2 separate regions of the Homo sapiens genome follow, and region 2 is linked to region 1. A link is an interaction called in ENCODE POLR2A ChIA-PET data of the cell type or tissue named here. Cell type or tissue: GM12878. All regions are shown on one strand. Links, peaks and the distances in the headings refer to the core of each region. The heading gives the core; the rest is flanking DNA. Region 1 has its middle 17 kb from the start of ZCCHC9. Region 2 overlaps RASGRF2 (Ras protein specific guanine nucleotide releasing factor 2).

What was found. ChIA-PET counts read pairs that join two places held together with the same protein. Peaks named below come from ENCODE experiments on the same cell type or tissue, not always from the same donor. Only the 100,000 strongest peaks of a DNase experiment are listed, where the experiment ranks them.
Region 2: POLR2A ChIA-PET joins it to region 1 with 5 read pairs; 2 of 35 experiments call an interaction of 5 or more read pairs at or near these places.

Annotation. Positions count from the first base shown.
Region 1 is chr5:81,317,544-81,320,461 of GRCh38, reverse strand. It overlaps a transcript of ACOT12 not described here. Among named protein-coding and RNA genes, the nearest start is that of ZCCHC9, 17 kb to the right of the region's middle. In GM12878, for the core only: no CTCF peak of the experiment used is centred there; no DNase peak of the experiment used is centred there.
Region 2 is chr5:81,181,595-81,184,512 of GRCh38, reverse strand. All of the region lies in intron 18 of RASGRF2 (Ras protein specific guanine nucleotide releasing factor 2), which reads right to left. Among named protein-coding and RNA genes, the nearest start is that of CKMT2, 50 kb to the left of the region's middle. In GM12878, for the core only: no CTCF peak of the experiment used is centred there; a DNase peak (open chromatin) is centred at 1,341.

The DNA.
Region 1 (2,918 bases), core at 292-2,791:
CCCTGCCACCCAATGCCAAAGTGGAGACAGGCAACAAGTTTTCTTCCTGTCTTCTTTAGGGCAAGCTTATGTCCCATTCACTCTTACGTTGAGGGTATAGCTCTTTGGTCTCTGCTTTATGCAAAGTTCTTCAACCATACTGCCCATAGTAAGTAGGCCCTTGACTTTATTTCCTTTCCCAGGCAGCTCAAAGTTTTTAGGATTCAGCAGATACCCTCAGCTTCAGCACCGGCTTATCTTCTGAAGCTCCTGCATTCACTTAATATCTGGCCTCTGTAGGTTCTGTGCTTCCTTGTAAACTCAGTTATGCTTTTAAGGAGATTGAAAAATAAATTTATTCCACATTTTGGGGGTGTATTTTTGGTGGTAAGACAAATTGGAGGTTCACCCTCCTGCCAGAAACAAAATTTATGTCCATTTCTCTCTATCTTCACATTCACCGCCCTAGTCTAAGACACTATCATTTCTTACTGCAAGAGCTTCCTAATTTCTCTCTCTGTGTTTACTCTTGTACTCCTACAATTTATTCTCCATATAGCAGCCAGAATGATATTTTTTAAAAAGGTTTGTCACAGCATGTCACTTCCTAGCTTAAAACTTCCCAATGAGGAGAGTAGGCAAATATTTAGAGAAAGAAAGTAGGTTCATGGGTGCTTAGGGTAGGGTGGGTGGGGTGTCTGTGAGCATTGGGGGATAGGAAGGATGAATGACTGCTAATGGGTATGGGTTTCTTTTTTTTTTTTTTTGAGACAGTTTCGCTCTTGTTGCCCAGGCTGGAGTGCAATGGCGCTATCTCAGCTCACTGCAACCTCCACCTCCCGGGTTCAAGCGATTCTCCTGCCTCGGCCACCCAAGTAGCTGGGATTACAGGCATGCACCACAACGCCCAGCTAATTTTGTATTTTTAGTAGATACGGGGTTTCTCCATGTTGGTCAGGCTGGTCTCAAATTCCCGACCTCAGATAATCCGCCCGCCTTGGCCTCCCAAAGTGCTGGGATTAAGGGCGTGAGCCACTGCGCCCAGCTTGGTATGGATTTCTTTTGAAAGTGTTGAAGATGCTCTAAAATTGATTGTGGTTATGGTTGCATAGCTCTGTGAATATACTAAAACCATTGAATTATACACTTTAAATAGTCAATTATATGATACGTGAATTATATCACAATACAGTTGTTATTTGAGAAACCACAACAGCTTTCCAACAGGGAGAAGGATGTCCAGAATAGTCAACTAGGAACCTGTTTCATAATGGTAACAAAAACTTTAGCAAAAATTATCCAAATAAGCTTTTTCAGAACTCTGGAAGTGAATCAAAGGCTTGCAACAATACAAGGAGTGTTTATTCAAGAAAAGCAGCTGAATCTCTGTAAGAGCATGAGTTTTGTAGCATTTCAACTTGTCCTATTCCCATTCTCTTCTCCAGCAGGTCCTAAGTAGTTTTGAAAATCAGCAATCTCACAATTACAGTTGCTGTGAAAAATAGCAGCCTAATAGCCACTGGGGAGGTGGGGGTGGGGAATTGGAGCTCTCCCCCAACAAACATCCCCAGAAAACTATCACTGTTTTTCCTGCTTGGCAGTTCTCTGGAAAAGCCTCTTTCTAAAGCTTGCCTTTGATTTAGCACTTATTTAGTGCAAACAGCCCCATCTCCTGAGTGTGGTGGAAAACAATCAGCAGCAATTGTTTAACATCATAACTGCCTGATGCAGTGATACTAGTTGAGGCAAACAAGAAGCTAGGTAAAAACTTAAAAGGAAAATAAGGAGAATCATGACCCCTATGTTCATGGATCAGGAAACTTAATATTGTTAAGATGGCCATATTCCCCAAATTCATCTACAGACTCAACACAATCCCTATCGAAACTGAAGCTGGCTTTTTTGCAGAAATTGATGAACTAATGCTCATTGTGAGATTCATATGAAAATATAAGGGAAAATAGAGAAGAGAAAATAAACAAGAGAAAATAAACTTGAAAAGTTTGAGGACTTACACTTACTAATTTCAAAACTTAGTACAAAGCTATAGTAATCAAAAGTGTGGTACTGGCATAAGGATATACATAAGGATCATTGGAATAGAACTGAGAGTCCAAAAATATACTGTTATATTTGTGGTCAATGATTTCAAAAAGGAAACCAAAACAATTTAATGAAGAAAGAATACTCTAAAATTTTCAACAAACAGTGCTGGGAAAACTGGATATCCACATGCAAAACATGATGTTGGATTCCCTACCTCCAGTCATATACACAAAAGTAATTAAAATTGAATTATGGGCCAGGCATAGTGGCTCACACCTGTAATCCCAGCACTTTGGGAGGCCGAGGCAGGCAGATCACCTGAGGTCAGGAGGTCGAGACTAGCCTGGCCAACATGGTGAAACCCTGTCTCTACTAAAAATACATAAATTAGCCAGGCATGGTGCAGCATGCCTGTAGTCCCAGCTACTTGGGAGGCTGAGGTGGGAGAATGGCTTGAACCTGGGAGGTGGAGGTTGCAGTGAGCGGAGATTGTGCCACTGCACTCCAGCCTGGGCTACAAACTCTGTCTCCAAAAAAAAAAAAAAAAAATTGTGAACCTAAGTATAAGAACTAAAAATATAAAACTCAGAAGAAAACCAGACCTTGGTGATATGGTTTGGCTCTATGTCCCCACCTCTCTCATGTCAAATTGTGATTCCCAGTGTTGAAGGAGGGGCCTGATGGGAAGTGATTCAATCATCGGGGCAGACTTCCCCTTGCTGTTCTCGTGACAGAGTTCTTATAAAATCTGGTTGTTTGAAAGTGTGTAGCACCTCCCCCTTCACTCTATCTCTCCTGCTCCACCATGTAAAGATTGTGCCTGCTTCCCATTCAACTTCTGCCATGATTGTAAGTTTCCTGAGGCCTCTTAGCCATGCTTCCTGTATAGCCTG
Region 2 (2,918 bases), core at 173-2,672, 140 kb after region 1:
TAAATGGACAGAGCATCTCTTCAGAATTGGTTGGTCAATACGGTAATTGAGGAAAACAAAAATTGCTATAGATCATACGTGAAAGGCCTTCGACAGAGTCTTGTGCACAGATCTGAAATGTCTATAGCCAGCCCCCATCCATCTGTCTGCGCGCAGAGGACAAAAGCAATCACGGGAACATGTGGTTAATAGCACTACAGGTCTGAAACCTGCAGGGACCTGGGAATTGTGTAAACGATATGTAAGGCCTCCCAGCAGGAGATGCTCAAGAAGCATGTAGACCTCTAATGAAAACACTTCCTTTACTTAGACTGTCTAAACACATGGCCCTGATTTCTGATCCATTAGTGATCATAGTCTCTGTCTGGGCTGACTTTGGAAACTTTAAAGGCTAGAAAATGACCTCCAGGAGAGAATGAACAGTGGAAACATTAAACTATAAACTCAATTTGACAAGTATTTACTGGGCATCTGCCATGTGTTCAGCATTGCAGAACTATGTGAAAGGAGATGCAAAGATGAATGAGACAAGCAAGGAGCTTACAGGCTGGTTGTAGGGTGATGAAATGTGCATCTCTCCTGTCCATAGCCAAAAGGGATTTCATCACACACATCAATATCATGCTTTATGCTTAATTCAGCATCATCTTTAACTTCATCACATCCTTGGGAGAGGTAAAGCAGGGATGGTTGTTCTCATTTTCAGAAGAGGAAACTAACACCCGAAGAGGTGGAGAGACCAGCTTGGGGCCCCACAGGAGCTACAGTTGGCAGAGCTGGAGTAAGAACACTGGTCCCCTGACTCTGGGCTGCTGTTCCCTCTGCTGATTGATAGACAAGGCACATGAGAGAAACCCAGTTTGGGCCTGTGGCTTCACTTTCAACTTAAAAGGCAACAAATAGTGAGAAGGTATAACAAAATCAGGAGCAATAGGCCAGAATGTATTCACATAGGAAGATTTTTAGAACCCCCTAAAAATGGAACATCCTAGCCTCCCCAAATATTAACTAAAGAAAAAACTAGAAGGCTCCAGAAGATGAAATGCTATCCTAGCACCACATGGGGTAGAGTTAGGAGGTGACATCCTGGGGCATTCTTATTTCTCTGGAGAACCAACCCCTAACCCCACACTTCTGCAACTTTTTAATTCTCCTGAATAAAGCTCAAGGTAGTATCTGCCAATGTTAGTTACCTTTGATGAGAAGTGAGAAATAATTAGATGATGTCGAACACTCTGTGGCAGCCTTGATTCTCTAGATCTGTGGGTAAATCTACATCTTGATTGATGTGGATCTACAGCTTTTCTGTTTCTAGAAATCGAAGTGGCCTCCCTGGGTAGTTCACCATGTGAGAAAAAATGTAACTGTTACCATGCTTGGCTGTAGTTTTGAGATGAGTACAACTTCCTACTCATTTTTTAAAAGCTACTGATTCAAAATAATCAGGTTGCCACAATAATGCTATATTCTTCCTTAAATGGACTCAACTAGTACAAAGTGAATCAGATAATTAAAAATCATCGTATCCAAGCCCTTCGCTTTATGATGTGAAAACCAAAAACAATAAGGGTGAGGGTTGGTTGACAGCTGGATTATAGCACACGTTTTCAGACCAGCAGTCCCATCTATAGCTATATGCTGCCTTGGGAGAGTAAAGACCTGCAGATAAACTTGGATAAAGATACCAAGATGGGCTGTTACTCTGAAAGCACCATAACAGTCAGCTTGCTTAGGCTCTGTGAAGCCAGGGCCACCTTCACATCTTCTGAATGAAATGGCCCAGGCTAGGCCCACAGTTGGTGAGAGGAGGCAGTATGCACACAATGAGGCCCGAAGACTGTGTGAGCTGAGAGCAGCTCTGTCTATTCGAACCATTTACCAATCCATCACCAAGAGCCTGCCTTGACTTGCTCAAACCACCCATTGTGGAGGCCAAATGATTACTGGGCAGCCATAAGTGAGTCAGTAAAAGGAAGAAAGGGAATCTGGACACTAAAGCCAGCAAAAAAGAAAAAAAATGCCCTAAAGCAATTCCCATTAAGTGGAAATTTCACAGAAATGTCCTGCACACGGTCGTGTACTCATACAGAGAGGATGAGGAAGGTGACAGGAGATTCACATGACAAGGTTGCACCAGGGCATTGATAACCAGCCATAGAGCCCTGAGGCCCACTCATGCATGCAGGGGAGGTAAGGAAAGACCTTATGGGAAGAACTTCCTTGGGCACATCAGTGAACGAAATAGCCAGGGTCTGTATTTTACCCAATGGTGAGGTCAGAAGAGAAGACTGGATCCCTGAGCTATTTACATCACTCACCTATGCCCCTGCTGGAGGGAGAGTCTGAGGAGCTGGGATCCCTCTAACTGGAATTGGAGATGGACAAGCTTGCTCATGTATAAGCACAGCTGCAGTCACTCAGGTCGCAACGCAGCTGAACCGTCTAAACAATTCAGCTGCCAAATCAGGTGGCAAACCTTACTGTAAAACTCTTTATTGTAAAGGGCTTCCATACACTAATCTCTCCCCATCTATGAATTTTTTCACCAAAAATAAAAAACTCCCAGCATTCTGTCATTTGCTTTGTGGTACTTTTGTAGCTACTGTAAAAATTATATGTGAATTGGGAGGGATTCCTGTTTGAGATAATTAGAAAAAGAGGGCACTGGGGATTGAGAAAAGGGAAGTAAGGTGAATAGGGGAACCAAGGCTGGAGGGCTCTGGGGAGAAGATTTGGAAGGGAGGAGGGGAGCTGAGGCCAGGGGAGAGAACCAGCTCAGCCTTATCTAAGATGCAAAGCTACTTTGCATCTTAGAAGCCACTGTGGGCCCCAGGAATTAACTGTCAAGATTCTTGAGAAAAAATCAGAGAGGAATAAGATGGACCATCAGACAGTGGAAAAACTGTAAATGCTAAAAC